Linked DNA regions of Homo sapiens: regions 1 and 3 are each linked to region 2. Evidence: chromatin loops called from intact Hi-C (ENCODE). Cell type or tissue: heart left ventricle. All regions are shown on one strand. Links, peaks and the distances in the headings refer to the core of each region. The heading gives the core; the rest is flanking DNA.

What was found. Peaks named below come from ENCODE experiments on the same cell type or tissue, not always from the same donor. Only the 100,000 strongest peaks of a DNase experiment are listed, where the experiment ranks them.
Region 1: it touches region 2 in a loop (3-fold over the local background); 2 of 110 quality-filtered maps call a loop at or near these places.
Region 3: it touches region 2 in a loop (1.8-fold over the local background); 7 of 110 quality-filtered maps call a loop at or near these places.

What each region holds. Positions count from the first base shown.
Region 1 is chr9:13,939,770-13,950,157 of GRCh38, forward strand. It overlaps LINC00583 (long intergenic non-protein coding RNA 583), which reads left to right. Exons shown (of 3, transcript NR_038194.1): 2 at 4,606-4,682; 3 at 5,623-5,838. LOC101929507 (a long non-coding RNA gene) reads right to left here. Exons shown (of 8, transcript XR_001746621.2): 5 at 634-739; 6 at 1-168. Among named protein-coding and RNA genes, the nearest start is that of LINC00583, 17 kb to the left of the region's middle. RefSeq lists an enhancer at 1-595. In heart left ventricle, for the core only: no CTCF peak of the experiment used is centred there; no DNase peak of the experiment used is centred there; H3K27ac peaks cover 999 bases.
Region 2 is chr9:14,010,607-14,020,994 of GRCh38, forward strand. LOC101929507 (a long non-coding RNA gene) reads right to left here and starts at 9,486. Exons shown (of 8, transcript XR_001746621.2): 1 at 9,445-9,486; 2 at 7,567-7,721. In heart left ventricle, for the core only: no CTCF peak of the experiment used is centred there; no DNase peak of the experiment used is centred there; H3K27ac peaks cover 3,442 bases.
Region 3 is chr9:13,960,916-13,971,303 of GRCh38, forward strand. The region is part of intron 4 of LOC101929507 (a long non-coding RNA gene); the gene reads right to left. Among named protein-coding and RNA genes, the nearest start is that of LINC00583, 38 kb to the left of the region's middle. In heart left ventricle, for the core only: no CTCF peak of the experiment used is centred there; no DNase peak of the experiment used is centred there.

The DNA of each region.
Region 1 (10,388 bases), core at 773-8,772, 71 kb before region 2:
GTCTTCATTAACATTGCTGCGGTAGTTAATGCGTTGCAGGTGTGAAAGTGTGTGGCTGAAATCTGACAAAACACCTGTCTTTTGTGGCACCATTAGATCTGCCTAGTGTGGGACACGACCCCCTCGGGTGTGCTTTCTCCTGCCTTGAAAGCCACAGTAAGCATTGTCCTGTAATTACAAAATCAGAGTCATCATTGCTGGGAAGAATTCCTTAACAAATTATACCTAATTAGTCTGAAATTACCTTTAATTCATGGTGAAACCATAGGCTTAACTGTGTTCTATAACACCTTCCTTTTTATCTTTATGCAAATATGATTATACACTATCAAACTGGCACCACCAGGCATAAAAAACAGCTGCAGCTAGTTCTTTGGTTACTAAATGGGAACTGGACGCATGCCATTGATTATGTTTTCTGAAATGCTGCATCAAAAAAAATAATAATAATATCAGCCAGTTCCTTCTCTGTGAATTCTAGTTTTCTTCCCCACCCACAGAATCCTACTTGAAAGCTGTGAGATTGATCTCCCTTGCCCAACCCCCTACCTCCTCACCACATTTTCTGCAGAGACGTGTGTACATCTTGCTGCCGCCCAATCTTTTAGAATGTCATTAAGTGTCAAAACATACCTCATTTTATTTCTGATCACAGCTTCTTATGATATGGCTTATTTGGCTCTCATTCTCATCTCAAATCTTCACAAAACTTTTGATTCAATGCAATTTGATTCATGTACTGTGGATTAAAAAGTTACTCATGTAGCAGGCATTGATCTACGAGATTTACATATACTCTGTTATCTAATCCTGGCTGCAGTCCTATCCACTATGTACTACTATTATTATCCCCTTTTTGCAGATAAGGAAACCAAGGCATAGAGATGTTATATATCTTACATGAGGTCAGGAAGCTAGAAGAGACAGAGCCAACAATCTTGCTCAAGCCATCTGTTTCTAGCATGCTCTTATCCCTTCTAATAGGCATTCCCAATGATGTCCAAGGTCTTTCTAATTGACACTGATTACTTTCAATTCTCCTATCACACTTCTGAGCACAACATTGTAGGAAAATTTTTCCAGTTAGTTGGCATATAAAGGTGAAAAGTTTCATTGTCATCAGAGAAAGAAATCATAGCTGACTCCTCCGTTGAATCCATACAATTTGTGTAGCAATTATATTTCCTCCTCTACTCCAATGAAGGCATTTTTAGAACCAAAGTCATATTTTCTGTTTCTTTAAAAACAAAAACAAGCTGAGTGTATCATAGGTATTTTAAAATATGCATGTCTTCTAACTGGATCATACTTAGGTAACTTTTGCTCTGATACGAAAAATGTTTGAGATGCTTTCTCAAATTAAACCAGAGTTTAATTCTTCAGAAAGCAATTAAAAATATTAAATGCTTTTAGATTTTAAGGTCTGTTGCTTCTTTCTGCATCTTCTAGAGAAGTTCCTTGAAAAATTAGCATCGGCTTTACAACAGTCATTCCCATCCTACAAAGAATGACAGACCATATTATTCCTAAGTACGATCCAGTCCCAGGTTCTCTGAAGATTGTTCACTTTGAAAATGAACCCCAGACCACATCTAGGTTACTTTCCAGATAGGATTTTGCAAGTATATAAGAGATTAATTTTCTTGAACAATTTCAGGCTTGGTATGCAAAGTCAAACATGTAATCAGGTGCAGACGTTGTACCAGACACCTCAGTAGGATGTCTTGAAGTTCCCCTGGAATGTAGTGGTGAACTGGTTAAAAAAATAATTATAAGACTAGCGGTAAGGTTTTGGCTGAATACTACTTTTGTCCAGTATCAATCAATTAAAATGAAAGAATTTTTATGGTTGTTCAAACAAATATCCGGGTCCATCTGTGGCTATTTTATTTATGGCATTGCTGTTTTTCACCAACAACAAGTTGGCTAAAAATCAGGTTTTAAAATCTTAATTAGAATCAAAACATGATCTTCTCATTTAACGCCTCCGTTCAAGTTCATGTTACTGCTGTGTAGAAAACGGAGTCTGCTTTCTGGAGGCAGATCCTGACTCCTGCACCATGGTAATCTACACAGCCGGCCCACAGCTGAGGGATGAGCTGTATTTCTTTAAGTATTTTTATTAGGCTGATTCCCACAAGTTTAAGAACACTGTAATCGGAGACACTGCAAGGCCACATTAAAATAAGAGGAGGAAACTGAACTCTCATTCAACCCGTTTCCATGAAGTTTAGAATTTTCAACTCATTTCAAAGCAGAGGATGTTCCTTTTCACATCCTTCATGTTTTGTAAACACTGCAAGTGCTACTGGCTTCGTTTTCATTAGTAGGAGCCACCAGCTTATGTTTATTATTTTTAATTATTAGACCTTCTGCAAAGAGAACACTACTGCTGACAATTTATATTAGTGATGATGCATCCTGATTGGTCAGAGGTGTTATTCCCTCCTTCTTTCCTCACTAGTAATGTTTGTGATTATTTATAACCTCCACATTTTGGTGTGTCGTGTTTTTCCCCCAAACAATTTTCTGTGACACCAGTTAACAATGCGTAATTACGATAACCAAGGCTGGGTCTATCTGATGCCGAAGCATCCGGTTGGAAGGCGAAATTTAGTCAAACATCTGAATGTTTGAGCTGCATAGGGCCAAACATCTGGATGTTCCCAAATATTTTCTCAAATATTTGGAAACATCCACAGATTTCTCCTTGTGTAGACAAAACATCCAGATGATTAACTGAATGCTTCTCTTTTCATCTGGATATTTGGCCACTGAATTTTCTTTGGGTTCTCTATATAAGAATATCTATCCAGCTGTTTTACATAGCCATTGCTACACCAAAACAAGAAACACAGGGAAAAAACACATCCTATTGCTCCAAGGCAAGTCTATCTAGTTTTCAGTAATTGTGACAAACACCACACTGAAGCATAAATTACCTCCAGAAGGAGAAATCTTTCTGTAGTCTCCTCTTATCCACGGTTTTGATTTCTGTGGTTTCTGTTACCTGCGGTCAACCATGGTCCAAAAATATCAAATGGAAAATTCCAGAAATAAAGAACTCATAAGTTTTACATTGCTCACCATTCTGAGTAGTGTGATGAAATCTCACACCATCCCACTCCATCCCGCCTAGGATGTGAATCATCCTTGGTTCAGTGTATCTGTGCTGTCTACACTACCCACTTGTGAGTCACTCAGTAGCAGTCTCAGTTATCAGATCCACGGTTGAGTTATCACAGCACTAGTGCTCAGGTTACCCTTGTTTTACTTCATAGTGGCTCCAAAGTGCAAGAGTAGTGATGCTGGCATATTGTTATAATTGTTCTATTTTGCTATTATTTATTGTTGTTGATCTCTTTCTGTGCCTAATTTATACATTAAACTTTATCATAGGTATGTATGTATAGGAAAAAACATAGTATGCATAGGGTTCAGTATTATCCATGGTTTCAGGTATCCACTTGGAGCCTTAGAATGTATCCCCTATGGATAAGGGGGAACCACTGTATATCCTAAAAGCTAGGAAGAAAAGAGTTCAAGTGTCAAGTCTCAGAAAAGGAAATTACTTATCCAGTGTTAACACCTTGCAGTAACTATTTTTGTTGGCACTAATAGTAACTTCTGAAGCTCCAGTCTCTGTGTTCCTTCCCCAGCCATGTTCTTTGGGCTCCCTTGAATTGTCCTCCAACTAGAGATTGACAAAGTTAGACTAGAAGCTATTAAAACATTCAAAACTCTGGTTAGATGATACTAACTCAAAACTGTACAGATACATAACCTAAAAAAATTGCAATTTTTGTAAGCAATAGCCTCTCATCCAGAAGCTGGTAGCCACACTACAACATGTGAACTCTTCCTGAAATAGTATATAAAGATTTATACAAATAGGCATTTTGTGCAGAGGAGGGAGAGTACCTAGAGATTTCTCTAGTCTCTCAAGGGCTGTTTTTCAATGAGTACCTTCTCCTTAGTAGGCATATTTTTAATACTTTCTAAAATTATTTGTGAGTTGGGAGAATCGATGCCTCTTATTGTATGTGGTTGTTTGTGATGAGTTCTAGCAACATTTTGTTTCCTTCGTTGGGCTGGTTTCAAAGATAACATGAAAAGCATTTAAAGATATCAAAGACACTTTATGTGTAGTCACCCCCAGCATATACTCCCTCTTAGCCAAGGATTGTTCAATTGCAAGAAACTGTTAGCCACTCAAGCTTGTGAAGAACAAGGAGTTTAGCTTAAGGAGTCAGAGTAATCTCTTGGAAACAGATGGCAGGACATACAAACAGGCCTCACAAGGGACTAGAACTAGGACCTGCGATGCCCAGAGGCACAGGGGAGCCACTCTTCTGGTCTCTGCCTCTCTGAGACCACATGGTCCCTCATCTCTCGGCCCTCTGCACTATTCTGTAATTCATCTAATCTCTCTGTCTTGGTTCCTCACATGTACAATGAGGATAATGATAGTATCTACCTTAAAAGTTAGATGTGCCTATCAATGAGTTAGTCCATACAGCGTGCTTAGAAGACTGCCTGTCACATAATGAGCACACAATGAATGGCATCCATTGTTATTGTTACTATTGATTATTCTCTTTGCAGACCAAACTCTCCTGCCTGCTCAGCAGTACATATGGCTTTTGAATAGCCACACTCAAATGACAGCCCCTGTTCCCCAGGTTTGTTTGTATGATTCTCATTCTCATAGTTAACTAACTGCTGATTCTGAATCCCAATTTGAAATTCTCGAGAGAGGATCTAATGAGCCCAACTTTGGGCAGGTGTGTACCTCTGGCCCCATCAGCTGCTGCCCTGCCCAGAGATGCCACAGAGCTCACTCACCCCTTCATGACCTGGTGGGCAAACTCTTAGGGAAAGAAGAGTGGGTCAGGGACGAAACAGAAGGCATTCTTATGCAGATAGCAACATTTTAAACTTGCATTATATGGCATTAAAGTTAGAACACATAGCTGAGCGTAAAGGAAATAATCTATGATCTCTCTACTTAGGGAAAATTTTATTTTTAATATTTTAGTACATATTTATCATGCATTTTATACATATTTTTACCTATTTTATAAATGTAAAATGATACTCTGTATTTTGTTTGCAGTTTTTTTCTCACTAACAAACTGAAATTTTCCATTAACTATTTAGTATTATTCTACAATATGTTTCTTAATGACAGGATGGCATTTGTTTAAATACATATAAAATAGAATATATTATAATAGCCCATCTTTGAACATTTAGATTATTTTCAATTATATAACTTATAACTGGTGCCCTCACATAGCATCTTTTGCATAAATTGTTATTCATATGGTTTTTTCTTCACTTTTAATTAAACAAGAAATAAACTCATGTATGGCACTTTATTTTCCATTTTTACTTCTATTGCATTATCTAGGAGTTTGTCTATTTTTATTTGTTTTTATCAAAGAGCCACTTTTTGGATTTATTATCAGTCTATCAATCATTTGGGCTGGCTTCAATGGTGAGCTGCTAATTAAGTTAAAAATAAAAGTCAAAGACACAATAAGATTCAGGACATGATGAGGATATCTATGGAATATATAACTCTTTTTAAAAATGAACTTAATGATCTGTTTTGTTTAGTTCAAACTTTCTGAGACTGCAAGCCTACTTTGCAAGAGGAAAATCTCCACAGCTATGTCATCTACCTGCTTATAGGGTGTAAAATTCAATCTATGACTAACAAATCAATATTGTAAATTATATTACTTGGATACTCATTTGTCTTACATTTATTTATTTAGCCTGCTCTGTGGGTCAAATAAGAGGAGAATCTTAATAAACAGTCTTACTACTATTGAACCTGACCATTTCTCCTTGTTTCTCTGACATTTTCCACATAATTTCTTTCACTGATATATTCAGATTCTATTACAGTATAAATTAATTATAGATTGAAACTTTAAATACTTACACTGCCTTTATTTGTCCAATATATTATTACTTGATGTAAATTCTATTCAGTCATATACTAATATTGCTAATCCTTGCTTTTATGTCTGAACGTGACCAAGATATTTTTGCCTAAACTTTTATTTTTGTACCTTTTGAGTTCCTTTAATATGGCAAATATATATATATATGCTGTTTTAATTCTGTCTGATATCTTTTTTGTTCTGCTCAGAATTTAATTCATTTATAACTAATCAGAACTGATCAGTTTTGCTAAAAGTTTAGTCGTGACTCTCTTAGAAATGAACACATATTAAGATTTTATTTAACACCCAAGCAAACCAGACAGATGTCCTAATCAGTTCAAAAGAGAATCTGAAGAACAGATACATTTGATCAGGAATAGACATTAATGTACAAATGGGAGCAAACTGGTTTCTTGAGGGGAAGCTGGAGGTAGGTCAATTGACCAGGTCAGGGCAGAATTTGTGTTTATAGACAAGAAATATTTAGCATTGCTATCAGTTACCAACAACTTACAGTTGTGAACTAACTCAAAGACAACTAGCGGCTAGAACTAGATAACTTACAAGGGTGTCCTGTATGGAGCCAAGCATAGTTTTTCATTAAAGCTCATATTTCCCTGAAGTTGTTTTTCGGTCATTCTGAATGCTTTCTGTTTTTTCAATTCTTTCCTATTTTATTTGTTTTCTATTTTATTCAAGTTATGTTTCTCCCTCTCTTCCATCTAGTTATTTATAGGAAATTAACCTCTCACTATGGTTGAACTGTTCGACTGTGCATTCTAATTTATTTTCCTCTAATTATTAACTTTAGATTACAACTTTTACTTCTTCCTACTAGTTTTTGTGATATAGTCCAGAACTTGAGGTCTAGTTTCTTGCCTTCAAATAATCACTGTCACTTTAAAATATGCATATTTTCAAGTACTAACATTTTATTGTTTCCTTAATTTATAATTATTAAGATTTATGTTTTACAGTGATAGCCCTCATCTTTCTATATTTCATTACTTCCCTGTTCTTGAGTGTGTGTGTGTGGGTATACTCATTTCTTAGTCAGAAAAGTTTTGCATATATTTCTAAAAGAAACATATGTGTAATTCATGTATTGGCAGTCATTGTATATCCAATAAAGTGTTTCTGGTACCTTTGTATGTCAACAAAACCTATATATATTATAGAAATCTTTGGTGATAGTCTTTTTTTTCCCATTTAAAACTCTGAGGAAATCACTTCATCGTCTTCTAGCTTCTCATTACAAAGGGAAAATCGAAATCTGAAACTGGATGTTTTTTATTCATTCACAGATGACCAGTCTTGTCTGCTTAGACGCATGTCAGATGGGTTTTTCCCCTTGAACTTTAAGACTTTCATCAGCATATATCTATTTGTTGTTAATTTCATTAATATTTTTTGGGATTTTTTGAGCTCATTCAGTTTACAAAACCAGACCTTATTCATTAGCCCAGCCAAATGTCATTTAATTTTTCTGACTATTGCTTTCTTTCTGTTTATGCTGATATCCCCTTCAGTAACAGTCACTCTCATGATGTCAGTAATATATCCTCCAAATGACTTACCTCAGCTTTGATTGTCTTTATTTTTTTGTCATTTACCTCTGCATTCTGAAATATTTTTTACCAAGCATATATTCAATACCCTTCATTTGACTTACTATGATGTTATTTCTACTCCTATTACATTTTTAAACTCTGTTCTTAAATGTTTACTTTAAAAACATTTTTTCCCTTGGAACTCATTTTAAATTTCTGCCTCTCTGCAACCAGTTCCAATTTCAAATCTGTTTATTGTATTATCATCTCATCTTACAGGTTTTATTTTATGGAACCCATGTTTTTCTAATATTCATAAGACCACAAAATGGTGTATAAACTGTATTTCTGTTTCTTTCTATAATTTTTTAAAATATGCTTCTGTCTGTGAATAGTATGATCCTGGTTGTGTATGTGCCTGTGTGTGCCTATATGTGTATCCAAAAATCTGAACCCTAAGACTAGAGGAAGAGGACAAAGTCAGCCAGCAAGATCATTTGTGTCACACAAGTCTAGAAACTCATAAGTTCATTAACACATGTACTTCTTAAAAAAAAAAAAAAAAGGAGAAAGAGAGAGAGTCCCAAGGGAAGACTAAAAACAAAAGAAATGGTTGAAAATCTTTTCAAGGATGTTCACCTCATATATCCAGCCAAAACCCACCTTACCCTAGAGGACTCTCCTCAGGTAGATTTACTCCCTGGAGAGACAAAACTAGTGCAATTCCAGAGTCAGGGTCCTTGGGCATAGTTGAGGGTGAAGCTGAGGTATCGTTCTGAAAATGGGGCTGAGGATCTAGGCTAGGAATGCATATTGAGCTATGAGACTCACGTTACCCATGCAAGAGACTGGAAGTTTCCTCTCTGAAAAATGGCTCCTTACAAAGACTCAGATCATGACACTCAGAGGCCACCAGCTGACAGGCCCTGCCCCTGCACACAGAAATTCTGATCTTCATTATAAATATGAACATACAGCCAAGGCTCACCACACATTTGAGAGAAGTCTCTAACAGGAAAGACTGGCCAAAATAAACAAATAAGACACGCTTGCAGGAAATAAAGACAATACAGTGAGCAAAGAAAGGTTTAAAAATTTTTTTAATATAGTATTAATAGTCTCATAGTAACCAGAAAAGATTTTTTGCGTCATGAGATAATAACACATTGCTATTTTTTAAAAGACTTTTCACAGAACAATTAAATAAAAATGCTATAAAGAAGGGATGATAACTGAGGAAATCTTCAGAAAGTAAAGCAAACCCACAAGAAAGGATAAAAAATAGGAGAGGAGGGAAAAAGTTAATAAAATCTGAGGAAGCGTCCGGGAGACCTAACATCTAAATAAGAATTTTAGAAGGAAGAAAATCTAAAAGTTGAAAACTAAGAAATTATCAAAGTAATAATACATAAAATTTGCCACATCTAAAATAAATGGCTTTCTGGATTATGAAGACCCAAGTGCACATCGTGATGAATAGACCCACAACAAAGAATATCTTTGTGAAATTTCACAATACTATGGGTAAAGAGAAGAGCCCAAATGCCTCCAAGGAGAAATAGCAGATCCCCAAAGAAGGATGAAGAATGAGAAGAGCATTTGACATAGCAACATTGGAAGCTAAATGATAAAGGAGCAAGGCCTACACTCTGTCAGCAATGATTTTCAAGCCAGAACCCTGACTCCAGCCAAATTTTAAACCAAATGTCAAAGTAGAATAAGGATAGTTTCAAGCAGTCCAAGTATCAAAAAATTGTTCTGTCATGTTCCTTTTTGAAGAAAGCCACATAGAAACATACTCCATTACAACAAAGGAGTAAATCACAAATGAGAAAGATGTGGAAATCAGGAAACTGGAGGTTCCACACAGTTAAAGACTAAGGGAATTCTAGAAAGAAAAAAAAAAGTGGTAAAAGAAGACCCCAGGATGACAACTGTGCAGAAAGCCCAGAGGAAACTCAGTCCAGATGTGGGGCATGGAGGGCTCCAGGAGCTACACGCCAGCACCGCTTGGTTGTAATGAGGAGATTTGCATTTCATTTGGAGAGTTTAGCAATAGTACACAGAAACTAAGCAAACCCACAGAAAGGAGGCAAGTCTTAGCTCTAGCCAAAACAAAAAGTTGTACAAGAAAGGTTATGATACAATGTAGCTCAACTGTGAGCATTCTTTATATGATCGTAATTATATAAATACTGACGACTGATAAGATTAAGTATTGATATGATTATACTGAGGGAGGTGGGGTGTATTAATTAGTTCAGGCCACTTTAACAAATTACCATAGACTGGTTGGCTTAAACAACACACATTTATTTATCATAGTTCTGAAGGCTGGGAAGTCCAAGATCAAGGTGCCAGCAGATTTGGTGTCTGGTGAGGGCCCTCTTCCTGGTTTGTAGGCAGCCAGGTTCTTGCATCCTCACATGGGAAAGAGCAGAGAGAGCTCTCATGTCTCTCCTTATAAGGCCACTGCTCCCATTCGTGAGGGCACCACCCTCACGACCTAATTATCTCCCAAAGCCTTCACCTTCTAACTTCATCACATTGGGAGTTAAGGTTGCAACATACAAATTTTAGGAGGATGCAAACATTCAGTCCATAACACAAGGGAAGGAACCTAATTCCTATAATAGGAAATAATATCTAAACTAAAAAATTAGCAGTAGAATGTGTTAGTTAAATATGGAGACAGCAATAAGAGTTATGTGATTGCCTTAGAAGGATGAGGATGGGGATAAGGAAAAGTAGACAAGCATTATAAGTTGTTCAGTTGCTTTTTAAAACTAGAACTAAATATATTACTTTGATTAAAATAAAACTTTAAATTTAAATTTATAATAAAGGAACACAATCAAAATATATTTTCCTTCAGATTATT
Region 2 (10,388 bases), core at 1,202-9,201:
CTTCCTTCCTTCCTTCCTTCCTCCTTCCCTTCCTTCCTTCCTCCCTTCCTTCTTTCTTTCCTTCTTTCCCTCTTTCCTTCCTTCCTTCCTTCTTTCTTTTCTTTCTTTCTTTCTTTCTTTCTTTCTTTCTTTCTTTCGTTCTTTCTTTCTTCAGGGCCTTCCTCTGTCATCCAGTCTGGAGTGCACTGGTGCCATCAAGGCTCACTGCAGCTTCAACCTTCCAGGCTCAAGCAATCATTTTCCCGCCTCAACACACACCACCCCCACAACCCAACCAGTAGCTGGGACTACAGGTACATGCCCCCAGGACTGGCTGATTTTTGTATTTTTTGTAGAGACAGGATTTCACCATGTTTCCCAGGCTGCTCCTGAATCCCTGGGCTCAAGTGATCCACCCATCTCGGCCTCTCAAAGTGTTAAGAGTTACAGGTGTGAGCCACCACATCCCACCCAGTGCCATTTTTTTCCTTCATTGGAAGGGTGACTTTTCCTTCCTAATTCCTGTTCTAAACCCCTCAGTCCTTCTTGGCATGAAATACCTACTGTTGTTTGGCCAGGGAAAGTCATAAAGAGTATAAACAACAATTTGCTTTCCAAATACTTTATACTCATAGATATCCCATCAATTACAGTTCTTTATACCAAGCAATGGGTCACTTTCTTTTCTGCACACAGTGCACTGTTCTTTCCCAAAAGGGACATGGCACGTAACTGGCACAATTGACTCATGACCTTTTTAAATATTTTGTTTTGTTGCTGTTTTCCTCCTGGAGGAACTCACCCCTAAAGCAACATTATAGCTCTGACTTAGAAGTTTGAATTAGGGAATTTAAAATGTCATTTTATAAACGCACCTAGGGTCAATTCAGTCTTAAAAAAAATAGACACTAACATTAAGACTAAATAAAGGGTAAGATGGGATGGCAAGCTGACATCTCAGGGTGTGAACGCTTTCAACCAGCTTCACAGAGTCTTGTTTTGTTTTGTTTTTTATTTTGCTATCTCCATCTATGTTCATTTGTGTGGAATATTTAAACAGTAATACATTTCCTAAACTTTTGTTAATACAAAGGAATTTCTAACTCCTATCCAAAACCATTACAACAGTAACTAAGATTGTATTATGTCAATGAATGTGTTAGCTACAAATTATTAATTTTTTCTAGGCATAAATAATGGACATAAATTTGGAGAAATCCTATCAGAAAAGAAAACAGAAATTTAATAAAGGGAATATGCCACCTTCCATTTAATATAGGACATTTGCCAAAACAAGATAAGCATGCTAACCAGAATTTCAACACTTTCTAGGTGTTAGAAATGTTCACCTTTATTGCTAATATGTAAGTCCTCCTCTTTCACCTCCTAAGCTCATGCCAAGGCTGAGAGCTACACTGCAGTGATTGGGGAGCTACTATCCTGGCCTTGAAAGATAATCACCCTCTGCACAGCTAAGCATTTGGCAAAGCCATGGATTCAGGAGCACCGAAGAGCTCTGAAATAGTAATATTTTAATTATTGCTTTTTTAAACATATGCTTAAATTGCATTTTCCAGCTAAGAAGCAGTTTCAACTATCATTCATATCTCACTCACAAAAGAAGGTTCTCAGGCCAACTTGGCAGCTTTGAGCAATTCGGCTGATCTGGAAATCTTTCAGCTCCCCAGTTAGAATCCTTCATGTTCAAATCCAGGTGTCAAAACTTTTACTGAGTGACAGAACTACTGCTTAACGGCCACTCTCACCTGCTACTGTCACTGAGATATAACTACCACTATGTTTAGAGCTACCTCAGGAAGAGGATTGTCAAGCCATATGTTGCAAAGTCACTGCTACATGTCTCTTAGCTGTTTCAGTCAGTACAACTGTGAGATTTCTCACCCAGCAGCAGCTTTGAGTCCATTAGATAGATCAGTTAAACCAGGGATTTAGCTCAGGACTAACAGCACATTAGGCCAATCCATATACCTAGAGTGACCGCACACTCACTTTGCTGGGATAGCCCTGGTCTATGCGTATTGTCAAAATACAATTATCAATACTGCCCACTTCCACTGTCAAAGTTGTACCAGTTTGGATAACTATAATATATGGTCACTTGGACAATACCTATTAAAGACCAAGAGACCAGGTTGAGATATATCTTAATGCAAACACCCACACTAATAGGCTTCATAGCTCACCTCACCTCCCTCCTGGCAGTTGCCAGAAATTCCACTGTTAAATCTTCAAGCCATAGCGTATTGTACTTTAGTACTTATCAAAGTGTCTGACACGAAGTATTTATCCATTTTGTGAAATGGAAAATGTCAAATCACAAGGCATATTGCTCATTCATACAATCAAAAGAGTATTTATTGTATCTCTACTGTTTGCAGGCATTGCGCTAGGAGCTGGGGATCTACAATGAAGCAGGTATAATTACTGTCCTGAAGGAGATAACAGGCTCATGGGATAGTCTGATTTAAAATACAGTTTTAGTGAGATCAGTGGTATAAATCTCATGTACTGTAGGAGTATACAGAAGGGCCAACTCATCCAGCCTTGAGAAATCTAGGGAGACTTCTTGGAAAACGGGGACATACAACTAAAGGAGAGGAAATAAGATAGAGCCAGGTTCTTTTCTACATTTTATGTGCAAAGGCACATTAAGAGACCTGAAAGTCTTCAGCATGGCTGGAGTGAGGACAGAAGTAGTGAGGGATGAGGCTGGCAGCAGGAGGCAGAGGAGCACAGGGAAGGCCATATATGCCACATTAAGAAGATAGACTTTATCCTGGGGTCATAGAGAGCCAGAACAAGGTTTTACATAGAAAAGCGACTTGATCAGATTTGATCTTACAGTGGTATCTCTGGCTGCCATCTTATGACTATAGGTAGTATGTTTGCTCTTAGGCAAAGAAGAGGACATCACTTTTGTGTTTTATTTGAATGCTCTGAATCTCTATGGAGAACATTCTCCTTCATCAAGTCAACCATAACTCAATAGTGAGACATTCTGGAGCTCCAGGGCTTATTTTTCTGGTGCCTTTGGCCAAACCACACTAGGCTGACTTGTACCTCAATTTTCTAGTCTGTAAAATATGGACTGTTGTATTCATCTTTCACATGGGGTGATGTGAGGAAACGCTAATGAGAAGCAGCCAACTTAGAAAACAAGTATTACAGAAATGCTTAATAAGTCCAAATAGCCAAGAAAGATGAAATGTGTGTGTTCAAGTGTTCAAGTGTGCAGTAGAAGTGTTTCAACTATAGATTTAATGATGTGGAGGCTCATTTTCACTAGGGCTGTCTGTACCAGCTTAAATCTGAGCCTGGGGTGGCAGCCCTGCTCACCAATTAAGAGCAGGTGACAATCTGAAACCATCCTGCTTAAGATATTTCAAGAGACCAAACATTTAGTTTTAAAAGAGTTACCAATAATAATAGCCATCATTTATTGAGAGCTGGCTATGTGCAACATGCTGCTCTAAGTATTTTGCAAGCATTCACTCATTAGTTCTTTACAACAGAAAGTTATAATTCTTCCCCATTGTATTTTTTGTCTGAATACTTGAGTTTGAAGAAATTAAGTCTGCCCATCCAGAAAGCAACAGAGCTTGAATTATAACCCAGGCTTGTAAAAGTCCAGGTTTATTCTCATAACCTCTGCACTGCTCTGCTAAAAACTATTAAAAGGCCTCTGGCACTGCCATCTTCTTGCTGGTGTGTTCCCACTCCTACCCATCCCCATGGCTCATATCATCACTGGCATGTGAAGTTGCTGTTTCTAGAATGTGAGTCAGTCAAGATAGACAAGTTAATTTATTTTAGTGGATATGTGTCAGTGACACTATTTTTAAAAAGTACATCATGACAACTTGCACATAACACAAAATCTCTTCATTGGGCTGAACCAATATGACCCTGAAAGGGAGTGAGTGATCTGTCCCACTGTACATGTTCCCTCAAGAGTGCCCCTCAGCAATTGGTGGTTCACATCTGCATATTCAACAATGTAAGAAAAATTTAGCTACTTTTCTGAGAAATGGATCAAACAGTGGAGAACAGAAATATTACTTAGATAAGTCCCTTTGGGGCATAGATTGGTAAATCCTATCATTTCTTCTTGCCATATCACATACCAAAGAAAATTGATTGTGATGATTGTATTACCAAACAGTACTTTTTACATCAAGAGCACACCAACATTTAAAACTGAGCCCCATGCAAGTTCTACAACTATACTTCAGGAATTTCACAGATATGATTTAAATTCATTTTTAAATAGATTTCTTAAGGTATTTTAAGGCTTATTCTAATTAATTTTATCTAATTTATATATTTAATTATAAATAAATTAATAATTATTAATGTATTTAATTATGACTTATTTTTAAGACAATTCTAAAACATTCAAAACTAAATCAACTCAAAATTTAAATGACATTCATTAAATCTAAATTTAAATTAAATTAATTCAAAATTAAAAGCATATTCAAATTTATACACCCCCCACCACATACACACACCCATCCTAAACTCCAGGCTTATGTATCCAGCTGCCTACTTCAAATCCATCTTAACCACAATATGTCCAAAATCAAAGTCTTGATCTTCCTCACCCCTGCCTCCTGAACTTGTCTTTTCTGCAATCTTCTACAACTCCTTAAGGGAAACATCATGTTGCCAGTGTCTTAGAGTCTTTCTTGACTGATCTCTTCCCGCACATCTCAGATCCAAATCTAGCATCAAATGACCACTTCTGATGACCTCTACTGCCTTCACCCTATGCGGGTCACCATCATCTGTCATTCGGAGTGCTGCAATAGCTTCTTAATTAATCTTCCTTCATCTGACCTTTTTCCATGATAGTCCATTCTCAACTCAGCAGTCAAAATGATTCTTTTAAACCTAAGTCAGATCTTGCTTCTCAGATCGTATCTCTCAAAATCTTCCAATAGTGGGTCGTCTTCTGAGAAGGCTAAAGCCCCTTCTGTGACCTACAAGAGCTGGCCCACCCCTATCCCATTTGCCTTGCTGAATTCATCTTCCAGGGCTAGTCCATTTAGCCAGCTCCACCCCAGCCACACAGATCTCCCGGCTGTTGCTCAGACACCCAAGGCATGCTGCTGCCTTGGGGATTTTGCACTGGGGATATTTTCTGCCTGCTCTTCCCCAGAGAGGAGGTTTCTGTCACCTGTTTTGGGTCTTTGCTCAGTGAGGCCTACCCAAAACACACTATTTAAAATTGCAATCTCCCACCTCACACTCAGGAGGTAAGAGATTCTAAATCTATTCCCTGCACTATTTTTTCTCCGCAATACCACTAACTAACGGACTATATATTTAGTATGCATTTGTTCATTGTCCGTCTTCTCAACTAGAATTTAAGCTCCATGAGATAGGGGTGTAGATTTCTCTAATTCTACTATCGTACTTGCCAGCACAAGATGTGAGCATTGAGTAAATATTTGTAGATGAGGCCGGGCATGGTGGATCACACCTGTAATCCCTGCACTTTGAGAAGCTAAGGTGGGAAGACAACTTAAGCTCAGGACTTCAAGATCGGCCTGAGAAATACGGTTAGACCCCATTTCTAAAAAAGAAAGAAAGAAAGAGAGAGAGAGAGAGAGAGAGAGAGAGAGAGAGAGAGAAGGAAAGAAAGAAAGAAAGAAAGAAAGAAAGAAAGAAAGAAAGAAAGAAAGAAAGAAAGAAAGAAAGAAAGAAAGAAAGAAAAGAAAGAAAAGCAAGCAAGCATGGTACCTACACCTGTGGTCCCAGCTACCTGCGAGGCTGAGGCGGGAGAACTGCTGGGGCCCAGGAGGTCGAGGCTGCAACCAGCTGTGATTATACAACTGCACTTCAGCCTCGGTGACAAGAGTGAGACCCTGTCTCAAAAAAAAAAAAAAAAAAAAAAAAAAAGAAGGAAGGAACCACAGACAAAGAAAAAAAAAAAAGAATGTCAGATGTAAGGTTGTGAGTTTCATACTGTCATACCGGATTGGGTGGCTAGAATCCCTGTACCAAACCCTGGTTATGTAGCTAGAGGATGGGTTTAGTGTCCTCAAAAGCAGAGGGTACTTGCTGTTCATTTCCTAATTGGGCTCAGAGAGTTGAAGGACCCACCTGTCTCTAGCAACCAGAAAGGGCAGGAGCTGGAAGGTAAGCTACAAGCAATCTAGCAGAGTGGTCTTGGAAACATTTATCATGATGCTGAAGTGGTCAATTCAACAGATTGTTTCCCGTGTGCCACAGAGGGCATGATGACATGAAGAGAAGGGAGGGAGAAAATAGAAAGAAGTTGAGTCTAGAGAGGTTGTACAGGCACCACTAGAAGGAAGTGATGTGGGTGAACAAGAAACCACTGTCCAGATAAGGACATCATATCTCAGGGGAACCAGCATGAATGGTTGATAATGGGGGACCAGATGCCCCACCTCGCCTGGACACAACATAGCACCCAGGAGAAATAGACACAACCCCATGGAGAGGAGAGAAGACCCTGAATTGCCTGAAACTTATTTCAAGCCTCCTGGGTTAACAAGGGGCTTGAAATAAAAATAAGTCTAGTTAGAGAATAACAAAGATTTTTTATAGACCCTAATCATATGGAAAGTCTCATATGGGCTATGCATAAATGTTTTAGTGTCTATTGAAAGTCTGGGTCTTTTTTATCAACAATGAATATGAGCAATTCATCTGCTCTCAAATTATTTGTGATTCAATTTCAAAATAAAATTTTCCTACTACCCATCTTCAGGCTACTAGGTCAGTTTATTTGAAGTGTATCTTAAGAATTGCAAGGTAAGTTTTTTTTTTTTTAAGTCACAATCAGCAACTGCTTATCTGTGTGCACCAGGATTTTCTTGATATGTTGCACCCAAAATAAAATGTAGATATGAGCTGGATGCTGGCGTGGGTATGAGACCAGCACTGTCACCTAACTCCCATTTGACGTATTCATGTTCATCCAAACAGGTCCATGGTTCTCATCAACTGGCTTTTTAAACAGTTTGTATACATTTAGTTTTTTTAAAAATATATTTTAAATCATTTTAATATTATTTATGTATTTTATAAGTTGAAATTGTTTGAAATTTCATTTGAATAAAGGGCTGTTGCTGAAAATACTTACAAGCTACTGTTCTAGACAATATAAGGGTTTTCATTTTAAATACAATATTTTGAGAACTCTTTTGTTATATAAACTGTTTATATATCTTATTATTAATATATTCTAGCTTGAGGCTACTTACAATAACTATTTTTATCACTGCTCTGTCCAAGGAGTAGTACTAAGAATTTACATTGATTATCTCTTTTAGTAATCCTCTTGACTCTGTTAAACAAACCATACTGTTGTCTACACAATAACATTTAAGAAAACTGAGATTTAAATAACTTGCCCCAAGTCAGACAGGTAAGAACTGATGGAGCTACTTGGCTTCAAAACCTGAATCCTTACCCACTGCATAATTTTTTCAATAGACTCTCAAAACCTTATTTATGAGAAATAAGTGAAAAATTCAAAACAAGAAGCCCAAACACCAAATTAAGAATACAAGGCATGTGATATTGACTTACTTTAGAGAATACTGGCACTTTATCAAGCACTGTGAATCACACTTCAAAGGCACAAGGTTCCTCCCTCTTGGTTTGCCAGGGCTGTGGTGATCTCACAGAAGCGACTGTAGAACAAAATCTTCTCACACTTGGAAAGTAGAGGGATCTGAGTTTATCTATGGGATGACCAACAACGTAACCACATTGTTGATAAAGCATCTTGAGATATCAGAAATAAACAGAGAGCTTCTTTTATTATGACATTAGTGAGGCCAACAGAACACAGCTGGAAGAAAAAACTAGGTACTATGAAATAGGCTTGCACTAGGGTAAACTGTGGTACCCCAGATTACTCCTTCTGCACAAAGTGCCTTCTGCACAAGGGACTGTCATCTCAGGGTGGTCCACAGACCTTGGGGTTTTGTATCCATAGCACGCACTCTGTCCATGTTCTCACCTACATCTATTGCATCCCCACGTGTAACCAGCAGGTCTCAAGTTATTTTTTTTTTTATTTTTTATTTTTTTGAGACAGAGTCTCACTCTGTCACTCAGGTTGGAGTGCAATGGTGCAGTCTTGGCTAACTGCAACCTCTGCCTCCTGGGTTCAAGGGATTCTCCCAAGTTCTTTATGACAAGGAACCTTGAACAAATCCTGGAACATAGAACCTGTATGGCAGAAAAATTGATGCCATGAACTTCTGGAGGCTGATGATGGGCTTTGAATGCAGATAAGTCAGAGCAAGCCACTCTGAGCTTGCTTCTCTATTTGTAAACTGAAGATAGCATCACCTGTTACCATGAGAATTAAATGAGATATAATATGTAACTCTCTTGCTTTTCTTCCTTCTTCAGATCTCTCTCTCCCTCCCTCTCTCCAGGCTCATTTATCTATCTTCCTATTTGACATTCCACTTGGATATCTAATAGATGTTTCCAATACAATATGATTAAAAGTGAACTTCTAGCCTCCTCCCAAAATTGTGCTATATCTGTGAGCTTTACCATATCAGTTGATGGTAACTCATGACAAAAATCTTGGAGTCATTCTTATGTAAAAATAATTTCAACTTTTATTTTGGATTCAGAGGGTGCATATGCAGGTTTGTTACATGAGTAGATTGCATGACACTGAGGTTTGGGATATAAATACTCTTTCACCTACATAGTAAGCATAGTACCCAATAGGTAGTTTTTCAGCCTTTGTCCTCCTCCCTCCCTCCACCCTCAAGTCGGCCCCAATATCTATTGTTCCCCTCTTTGTTTCCATGTGTGCCAACGTGTAGCTCCCACCTATAAGTGACAAGATGAAGTATTTGGTTTTCTGTTCCTGTGTTAATTCACTTAGGATAATGGCCTCCAGCTGCATCCATATTGCTGCAAGGGACATGATCTCATTCTTTTTTATTGTTGCATAGTATCCCACACTGTATACATACCACATTTTCTTTATCCAATCCACTGTTAATGGACACCAAAGTTGATTTTATGTCTTTACTATTGTGAACAGTGCTTCAGTGAATATAAGTGTACATGCATCTTTTTGGCAGAATGATTTATTTTCCTTTGGATATATACCCAGCAATGGGATTGCTGGGTCAAATGGGAATTCTGTTTTAAGTTCTTTGAGAAATTTGGAGTTGTTCTTAACTTCTCTTTTCCTCTGACATCTTATGCGCAACCCCTCAGGGAATCTTGTCATATTTATTATTCAACACAGCATTCAAAGTCATACTTTGTGAGGCCAGGAGTGGTGGCTCACGCCTGTAACCCCAGCACTTTGGGAGGCGGAGGCAGGTGGATCACCTAAGGTCAGAAGTTCGAGACCAGCTTGGCCAACATGCCAAAACCCCATCTCTACTAAAAATACAAAAAGTAGCCAGACGTGGTTGCACACACCTGTAATCCCAGCTACGTGGAGGATGAGGCAGGAGAATTCCTTGAACCCGAGAGGCAGAGGATGCAGTGAGCTGAGATCATGCCACTATACTCCAGCCTAGACAACAGAGTGAGACTCTGTCTCAAAAAAGAAAAGTCTTTACTTTTTGAAACATGTATCAGATCATTGTCTTTATTGTGCTCAAAACCTTGCAGTACTGCTGCATTTCAGCCTCACTGAATGAATGCCCTGTAAGGCTTTATCAAATCTCTATCTCCTTTTCTCCCTTTCTCTCTCTCCCTCCCTCACTCCCACTCACACCAGTCACACTGGAAGCCTCAAGCACACACTCACCTTCGAGCTTTCATTCTGCCTATAATCTCTGCATGGAAGGCTCTTCTCTCAGCTATCTCTTGGCTGACTTCCCAACACCATCAAGTCCTTAATCAAGTATTACCTTCTCAATGAGGATCACCCTGGCCATCCTACCTAATCCCCTAAATTTATTTGCCTCTTGTTCTTCTAATCTCCATTATATTATTCTACTTTTTTTGTATTTCCACATTTACCACCTTCTAATTTGAGTGTTTATCATATTTTTTAATGTCTCATTCCCCTGCTAGAATGTAAGGTCCTAGAGGTCAGGAGTCTATGTCCGCATTGTTCTCTGATAAATGCCTAGAACCTAAAACAGAGCCCACAGAGTAGGTGTTCAACAAGTATTAGCTAAATGAATACCAAACATTTGAGACCATCCAATGAATGTTAACTCTCTTCTCCCTTCTTTGTTGCATAAAAGTTAGGTCAGTTGCCAAAGAGAGAACTAAGATATTCTTAAATCTCTCTGAGTAGCCATAAGAGCAGAATCTAGAAACCTTCTGATTCCTGAGCAAGCAAGAAGTTGGGGCAAAACAGATAGCTTAAAAATCATTAAAGGCATTTCCCATTTTAGGGAAAGGACCAA
Region 3 (10,388 bases), core at 980-8,979, 50 kb before region 2:
AGTTCAAGTAGTTCATTTTCTAGCCTTCAAACAGTACTCTATTAAAAAACTGCCAATTTTAAAAAATATATTTTTTGGCCTCTGTATCAAATTGTCTGATGGATGGTGTGTAAGCAAAATGACAATAATCATAGTTAGCACATAGACACCATTTTAACACTTTTACATGTATTTAATTCATTGAGGCTTCATGATACACCTGTAATTTAAGTGTATCCCCATTTTCCAGTTGAGGAAGCTGAGGCTCAGAGAAGTTAAGTAACTTGCCCAAGGTCACAAAGCATGTGTGTGGCAGAGCCAGGATATGAACACGAGCATTATAGGTCAAGAGACTCTTGCCATGGAAGCCTCTTGGGGAGTGGGGAGAAGAATCACAAAAACTCCTCCCGAAATTGCATCATGGAAAAAATAATCCGATACATTTAAAGTAACCCTAAAGCTCTAATTACTTCTTCGTTTACTTGATTGGTGATCAAATTCCCTTCTAGCCTTCTGGGGAGGTTACTAAGAAGCTATGACACAAACACCACCAGCTACCCACAATCTGTGTTTCCTTTGGTGACCAGTCAGCTTCTTTATATTGTCTTCTTAAGGCCCAAATAAGGGCAAGGATTAGAGGCCTCCTGGCCTCCCAGCTGCTGCTCTCATACTCCCTGTCCTCTGGATCTCACAGCTCTGGTGGTCCAGGAGCAAAGAGAGAAAAATCACAAAGATGAAATTCTTCCCTGAGTTGAGAATAATGAGAAAGGTGTTGTGTCAACAACACAAACAAGGAAAAGTTGCCCTGAATCCCATCATTTATGCCCCCTGAGATCATCTGTGTAGCTCACAGCATACAAAAAGACCTGATGTTGAGCTCAGTTCCTGCCTTTGATGACACACAAATAGAAGTCAATTTTACACATTCACTGATTCTCCACATATTTATTGACAGTCTAGGGTAGGCTGGGTACTAAGATGGTTAAGATCCAATACTCATGCTTGAGTTCTGAGTTTAGACTGCTCTATGCCTTGGTTTCTTCCAGCCGGAAACAATAACTCTATACCCCACTTCTCCCCAGAGGTGCCACTCAGATTTCTGAGATATGAAAAATGTGGGAAGGAAAGTTCCTGCAAAGCCCCAATCCTTAGAAAAGCAAACTTCGCCGCCACAGTACACAGCACACACTCCAGAGTCGCCCATTGCCAACAGGCCAGCCAAGACACAGACTCCACCGGAGCGCTGGTGTCTCCAACTAATGGCCCGCTTTCATTCCTCTCTTCCCTGAACACTTTTAAACTTTTTTCTGGAGTCAACCCAAACTCAGCAGAGTTTCCAGATCTGTGGAAGTACAGCATGCAAGCAGCCCATTTCCTGACAATGCTGCAAAGCTTCAGGGAACACATTTTGTTATTTCCACATTTATGAGTCAAGCTGAAGCCCTGAACCTGACTCCTGACCAGGCTGTCCCCCACCTGGGAATGCTGCAAAGCTGAGGGGGGAAGGAAAATGGCACTGAACATGCACAGAGAAGTTAATAAAAATAAATGTTCCAATGGCTGCCTAGACAAAAACATTGGCATCCAAGGGGTCTCTAAAAGGGACTGAGGTGTGAAGATCATTTTCTGAGCCCTATTCAGGTTCTTCCCATGATAACTTGTTCTGGTGTGATTGCAAAGAAAGCAAAGTTTCAGGAAATGTGGCTCAAACTAAATGACACATTCTCTAAATGAACCTTTTCTTTCTTAAAGCAACCTGAAAAATGAAGCAAAGGGACTATACATTATTTCATCAATAATAAAAATGTTTAAGCACTTAATATGCACACAGCATCATGCTAGGCACTGTGAATGGTACAAAGAGAAATGTAACCATTGAACAAATTATTTTCAAATACCTACAAGGTGTCAGACATTGTATTAGCTATCGGAAATGAAAACACAGGTAACGCATGGCTCTAGCCCATTCTGCAATTTTTAATCAGTTTTAAAGCAACAATGGGAAAAAGAAAACTGGTCATGCTGACTGCTGGTATTTAGGAATAAGGAGAAGTTCTTAGATCTACTATACTTTTTCCATTTTCTTGAGAAATAATGTTGATTGGTTGAGGTGGTTTGTCAAGAAAAGAAAGTCGTCTTTTAGTTGATAAGGTAATTAGGAAGGAAGGAGTCCACTCCACTTCCAAGCTGTAACTAAAATTTTCAGTGGAGGAAAACAAATTTATAAAGATGAGTCAAAACCAAAACTGAACACTGATAGAGTGCTGGTTCCTACTGAACTTCACTGCAACAATACAGCTGATGCTGTCAGTAAGGATGGTGCTGCCTCATATTGCAAGTTGGTGTTTGTTATAGATATGTAATGCAATGTCAAGTAGGACTTTTCTTGTTGCACTGACATTTACCTAAGACCCAATCTGAGCACCTGACAGTAAATTTATCACATTCTAATTTCAAGGAAATTCCCTAAGAGTTATTGAGAGGCACCAGAGCAGAGCCAGCCCTGCCAACAGCCACCTCTCTCTCCTCCCACTCTGGTTCCTATGAAAAGACGACTGAGAAGTGAGAAGTGTGGGACTTCCCACTCAGAAGTGGGAGTGCAGCATTACTCTATGCAGTTAGTTCCTCCCTTCTTCATTGCAAAAGGGTTGTGCAGTGCTACATTTTAGTGCGAAAGAAACCCCTTGCAGGAAGCTGTAAGACAGTGAATGGCTGAAGGGCAAGAGCTATTATGGTATATAGGAAAATAAGCTGGAATCAGAGTTCCCCAGTCAGGAAACTGTGGAGTGAGAAGCTTCTACAGAGACTCTTGAAGAACCACATAGGCAACCCACAACAGAAGGAACACTTAAGATATCTGCAACGCAGCCGGGTGCAGTGGCTCACGCCTGTAATCCTAACACTTTGGGAGGCCGAGGCGGGCGGACCACCTGAGGTCGGGAATTCAAGACCATCCTGACCAACATGGGGAAACCCTATCTCTACTAAAAATACAAAATTAGCCAGGCGTGGTGGCGCATGCTACTCGGGAGGCTGAGGCAGGAGAATTGCTTGAACCCAGGAGGCTGAGGTTGCGGTGAGCCGATATCGCGCCATTACACTGCAGCCTGGGCGACAGAGCGAGACTCCGTCTCAGAAAAAAAAAAAAAAAAAAAAGATACCTGCAACACAGAGAGGCCATTAATGGATACCATAATCACCCAGCGCCTTCCCACCTCCCACTTGGACAAGAGGGGAAGAACACAGAAGAGAAAGAGGTAAGATGATCTTATAATTTGTTGTGCATACCAAGACAAATGGTGAGAGTTGCTATTAATAACTACACCAGGACAACAGGCATAAACTGGAACTATCCCTGGAAAAGTGGCTGGGCGCAGTGGCTCATGCCTGTAATCCTAGCACTTGGGGAGGCCGAGGTGGGTGGATCACCTGAGGTCAGGAGATAGAGACCAGCCTGGCCGACATGGTGAAAACCCATCTCTACTAAAAATACAAAAGTTAGCTGGGCATGGTGGCGGGCACCTGTAATCCCAGCTACTCGGGAGGCTGAGGCAGGAGAATCCCTTGAACCAGGGAGGCGGAGGTTGCAGTGGGCCGAGATCGTGCCACTGCACTCCAGCCCAGGTGACAAGAGCAGAACTCTGTCTCAAGAAAAAGAAAGAAAGAAAGAAAGAAATACACAAAATACACAGTAAAAACACACAAACAGTAAATGAAGTTCAAAATCCATCCTTCTCTGCTTCTCAATGGGGGATCTGGAGTGAGCGACTTAACCTCTCTGAGCATCAGTTTCCATGTCTGTAAAACAAGAATCATATAATTGCCTTAGAGAGTTGTGAAGTGATATAAAAGCATCTAGAGAGATGCTTGACAACAAGGGCTAATTGTGTTGTGGTCAACAAAGGCTAGTCTTCAGTTTCCCTCTCCTCTACTCTGCCATCATAACACTCCAGAGTTCTCTGGAGAAAGAATGAGATGTGCTTAACAGACAAGACATAGCACAATGAACATTAATTTCTTTCCTACTGACCCAGATGCTGAGCTGCTGTGCAGCTGGACTCTTGACAGTGCCCAAACTCTGTGCCATTTCATGTCCATTTTTTGCTTTCCTACATGGTCTAAGACCTTTGAACCAAACTCATTGTGAATGTGTTTGTGTGTGTGTGCACACGTGCACACACACACACATTAGGGGCAGAGGAAGGAGAAAGTTCTAGGACCCCAAAAATTATACCCCCCCCCCCAATGCTCACACCCCCGCCCAACTCAGAAAAGAAAACAGGTGAAAATGATTTAATCTCAGGAATGGTAAGAATTAGTTCTTGTGGGGTTCAAGCAAAAGGAAATTCATATATGCTTTCTTTCTCCAACAAAATCTCAGGCACAGGCAAAATGGATTTAAAATAAAATCAGGTTGAGTATATAAAGAAAAAAAAAGGTAAGCAAACAAACAAGGCACAACGTTCAATCAGAGAACTATGTAGGGAAGAAGTAAATCCACCTTCCTCGTGTGGGAGATAGGAGTGGGTATTTATGACCACATAGTAATGAATGAGTCTAAACTCCTCTCTTGCATCCATGTGATTTCTTTAGACATTTCCCAGTAGAATATATTTGATATTGTGCAGTGGCCATTCACCTTCTCACCCAATAACACGTGTTGAGCAACCTCCATGTGCCAGACACTATACCAGGTGTTTTACATATTTTGGCACATTACAGTACATATATGGCATTGTAGGGCACAAGAGAGAAAATGGTTGACTGCATCAAGGTAGGATTTGAAGCAGAAGCAAATCCTAAAAGAAAGACCATTATAGTATTAAAAGGTGAGAAAACTTGGATTAATGTCTCTAAATTTTATGAGAAAAATGACACTGCCCAATTCATGCTCCTTCTTATTTTAAGGGTGTCACGGGTATTAGCAGGTTAAGGTATATTACTGTAGCAAATATTTGATGACCAAAATGGGACAATATTATCTGCTTCTGCATGTGCTTGTTTCTCTATAGCAGAAATGGGGCATAATAATAGGTGATTATGCGATGCTCTGCAGAACCCCACTTGGGCCTTGAGTAATGCCCATTCAGATAAGAAAATTGAGACCCAAAGAGGTTAAGTAATGCTAGCACAAAGCACTCTGAGATGAGATACAAAACCAGCCTCTTCTATTAATTCCCAAAACCTACTCCACTGGGAAGGTTGGTAAAAGTGTGGGGACATTATGGTCATCAAAACTGAAGCTGGGGATTACTATTGGCATTTAGTGAGCCAGGGCCAAGAAGGTCAAAACTCACGTTATGCACAAACATGCCCACATATCAAAGAAGAGAGATTCAAGGGAGAAGAAGTGTATGTGTTGCTCAAATGCCAACAATATACCAGATGAAGCAATAGGGGCATCATATATAATTAACTTAATATTTAAAACAACATGTGAACTCTTTCATTAAAAATGTCAAGAGCTCCCTGCTGAAATATTTTTCTGAGTTTTAATCAGCGTCCATGATCAGACTCTTTCCAATGGACTAGGCATGTCTGTCTCTCAAATTGATTTCACAGGACATTTTAATTTTTTAAAAAGTATTTAAGGGGAATCGTCTACTTTCACCATCATTTCATAAAACAACAAATGCTGAAACATCAAACAAGCAAGAAGAACATAATCTCAGGAAAAAAGACAGTCAGTATGGAATGCATTTAGTGTTATGAAAAGCTCACTCAGTTGTTCCAGTTCTTCTCATTCTACCACAGGGCACCAACAACCTCACCATGGGCTGCATCCAACCTGTGGATCAGCTTTGGTGACCACTGACCTAAACGTCTTGGGCAATTTGCTCTTGGCAAAACCACTTTTTAAAGAGTGGGGCCAAAAAGTCAAAGACTGAGCTATGGCTCAGGCAAAACAGGAAGATCCAAAACCAGTGACCCAGAGCAAAAGAAAGGGAGTTGAGAAGGAATGACAAAAGGCAAAAAGAAAGTAGCCATCTTTGAGAAAAGGGTATCTGAGGTTTCCTAGAGCTTTCCTCTGCTTTTTAATAGGATTAGTAGAATCAGAAACCCTTCTTTTGGAAAATCCATGCCTCAGGAGTACCATTTTCTTTTTTCTACACTTTGTCAGAAGCCTAAAGTCCTTCCTCTCACAGTCTTTCGTGATTTCCATTGGTTGGTTTTTTTCTTCCTTTTCTATTAGCCCTTTTGTTCCTCCCTCTTTCCCCAACATAATGGCAATGTTTTCTTGGCCATTTTGTGGTAATCTTCTGGCTCAGCAGTAGCTTCTTACAAGTCTGCAGTTTAGTGAGAGGTAGAACAGAGGTTACTAGCCACAGAATGGAAAGTTCACAGGCTTGGGAGTAAGTGGAGGAGGCTGGTTTTTCCTCCCAGCTGAGAATGCTTCATGGTAGCATTACTTAACCTCTTTGATCCTGAGCTTTCTTATCTGCAAGATGTGTTTAGCATTACCTCATCCATTGCAATGAATACTAAATAAGACTATAGATATTCAGCATAACTTGCATTCAATAAATGTTAGCTGCTTCTTCACCTCCCTTTTCCCTGTCTTCTACATTGTTCACAATCGTTCTGTCATTTGCCTGTGTGACAGGTCTTTCCCAGTCTTTCAATTGATTCTTCTGTCATTTTATACTCACTGTGACTGAAGACAAGCAGGCTACAATCCAAAGACTCACCCAAGACCCTCCATCTGTATGATTTTCAAGCACAGCTAACAACTCACAGTCTGCTTCCTCTCGCCTCTCAGATATTTTCCCACATGAAAGGTCCTCAGCTTCATCTCAACATACTAAATGATTGTTGTCAACGGTCCATTCAACCACAAGCCTCAGCTGACGTTGTCTCAATATGATTTTGTCTGGATTGACTTGTTGGGATTGTTTTTGTTTGGTTTGGTTTTTGTTTGGTTTTGCTTTCTTTTGGATATTGGATAAAACCTCATTTAAAAGAAATATCTATTAATTCAACCGAAGGGAACTAACTCTTCTTTCTGCCTATATTTCTTCTAATAAGAAGAAGTAAATGTATACACAGTTCTTATGGAGGGGAAGTAAATCTTGGCAGTTAGCCAGACTATATGAGTTTCAATTCCAGCTCCACCTATGTTACTATGGGAATTACTCAATTTCTCTCTGCCTCAGTTTTCCTGTCCATATTATAGTGATAATAATAGTATTTGACTTATGGAGTCACTATAAGGAATCAAAAGCTAATACAAGTGAAATGTTTAAGACATCACCTGACACGTGGCAGTGCTCCAAAATTATCACTATTATTAATCAGTAGCTTTTCAACAAACAATTAGTGAGTACCCACTAAGTCTTAGGCATAGTCCTAGAGACTATAAAAGATTAAAAATGGATCACCTCCTCTTCTTAGCTTTCAGAGATCTTATAACTGGGAAATAAGAGAACTTATTGAAGTTGAAGGCTATTTATTAGCTTACAAAGCACTTCTCACAGTCATGTGGTATAATTACTATCCTCATTTTTTGCAAGGAGCAAATTAGGTGCCCTGACCTGTGGCACTTAGCAAAAATGCATCACGCCAACACTGTTTCCAGGATATTTTACTCCAGAGACCCATGCTATTTAACTTCTAGAACATCAAGGCTCACAAGATGTATCAGAGAGTATCTCACATTTTTTTTTAAGAATTTACTTAGCTCCTAATAATTCAAGTAAAGCCATAGGACTTATGCAGATAGTATCTCTGTCTCCAATTAAGAGGGTCTAAGTAGGCCAGGGCATTCTCCCACTTCAGGAAGGAGTACCTGGAAACATGAACATTGCTCTTTCTGGAGCCACTAGAAAAAGCCCTCCTTGCCCACTCTCAGTGTGAAACTGCAATCAGCTTTCTAAGGGAGCTTTAAAAGTTTCAGATCAATATTAATATTGAATAATTGAGCCTTTACATGATTTCTCTCTATGGGAACACATACATGTATCTATGATGACAAAAGAAAACACCACTGATAAAACAGACAAGATCCATGGGCTGCTTCTTTTGGTGTCTCCAACAAATGTTTTTACCACCCTAGTAACTCTTGCATCTAGCACAGTGCCTGGAGCATAGGAAATGTTCAATACATAGTTGCTGAATTAATGAATGAATGACGGTGTTCTATACAAACTATTTAAAAAGGCTTTGAAAGTCAGTTTTTGACATTTATTAAAATGAGAGACATGGTGAACTTTTAAGAATCTTCGTGGAATTGCAATGGTTAATTTTAAACTTTCTTTTCTTTTTGTAACTGCGAACAGAGAAGAAGCATGGTACAACTGAGAGAACACTGGAATAGGTGTTGGAAAACCTAGTCTTCAAGCCCTAAAACTGGGTTATTTTGTGACATGGAGCACGTTAAGTTATCCTCTCAGGGTCTTGGTTTTCAGTTTTGTAAAGTGCGAAGAGCTGCAGTAGGTTACTTCAGCAATCCTTGCCTGTGCATTTCAAAATACCATAACTTTTATATGTGTATAACCTGAAAAATCGGGATGAAAAGTATTTGATGAAAGTGAGCAATAGGCAAATGATGTCCCATGTGCACCTCCATCCTTTTAAGGGCTCCTTCCCTTATGGAGTTGCCCTTCCTACCTGAGGTCCTTGCCCATCAAAACCTGCACTCATAAGGGGTTTGGTTTCACGTTAGCTATCAATTGCTGCATAACAAATTACCCTAAAACTTAGCAGCTTTAAACAACAAGCCCTTATACTCTCACTGTTTCTGTGGGCCAAGAATTTGGCACATCTTAACTGGGTGTCTGTGGCTCAGGGTCTCTCATGAGGTTGTCAATCAAGCTGTCAGCCAGGGCTGCAGTCATGTCAAGGTTTAACTGCAGCTGAAAAATCTGATTCGAAGATCACTCATGTGCCCATTGCCAGGGCTCAGCTTCTGGCTATGTGGACCTCTCCATAGACTGCCTGAATGTCCTCATGACATGAGAGTCGGTGTTCTGAGCGAGGAGAGTTTGAACATGCCCAAGATGAAAGCCACAGTTGTTACAGAAATAATCTTGGAAAAGACACTCCATCACTTCTGCCCTATCCTATTTGTCAGAATTGGGTCAACAAGCCCAGCATACACTCAGGGTAAGGGCATTAAACAAGGCAATACCAGCAGGCAAGGACCGGTGGGCCATCTTAGAGACTGCCTCCCATAGCTCTCACTTACACACTACTATGAACCCTAGACATGTGGTTCATCAGGAGGTATTCATTTTAATTGGGAGATATTAGTCTCCCAATTAAACAAGACATTAAACAAGGCAACACCAGGAGGCAAGGACTGCTGAGTCATCTTAGAGATTGCCTGCCACAGCTATCACTTACACACTCGTACGAACTCCAGATATGTGGTTAGTCGGGAAGTATTTGTTTTAATTGGGACATATCAGTCTCTGTCCACTCAATGAGAAAATTCAAGCCTATTTGATGAAAGGCAGAAGTTAGCTAGTAAGGTAGAAACAAAGGTGGAATGGGAAGAGAAAGGATATGGCTCACATTAGAAGGGAAACTGTGGCCATATATATTGAGTCCCATCACATGTTAATCATGGTGATGGGCACCCTGATGGCTTTGGCTGACCCAGCTCTCCCCATGTCTCACATATAACCTTGAGAATCACTGTAGAACGTGCTAAGAGTGCAACATGCTGAGCTAAGGAGAAACTGCCTGGAACAGCTTTGTTCCCACCCCTCCTAGAACATGATGTCCTACAACACTTTGGCCCAGTGATCCTAGTGTCCCCCCAGAGTATAAAAACCCAACACAGAATGCTTTGGAGATACCTCAGCTGCAGCATGATGTGGATCACATACAGATGAGACCCCATCTGCCCTGGGCAGCTTTTCTCAGCCTTGGGAAATGAGCGTGTGGTGAATCTGAGGCTTCTGTTGTTCCTTGCTGTTTAATCCGTGAGTAATAAAGTTGCTTTGCTTAGCTTGTATGAGAGTTCTGTCTCACCAGACTCATGTACGTGCTAGAGTAACCCGTACATGGTGAACCTGTTTCATAACAGGGTCAGATAAAATTTAGTATTCCCTGAGATACAATATATTTGTTGTTGGCTAGTTCCTGCAAACTTCCATCACCCTACAAGGAGAATTAACTGAAAAAATTGTCTCAACCTATTTGAAGACCAGAGGCAGGATATCATAGTGAATGGAGCATGGGCCCCTTGTCACCTTGCAATTGTAGATGTGTCATTTAAACTCTCTAAATCTTAGTTTCCCCACCTGAAAAAAAAAGAACTGTGTCACTCAAACTATCTATCTCACAGATGTATGATGGAAATGAATACTTATTTCTGAGAAAGTTCTTTACAAACAATAGCACCATCCAAGGGAAGAAGATACTATGATTATGCAATTTTTCTCAGGCACAGTGAGAGAACTAAC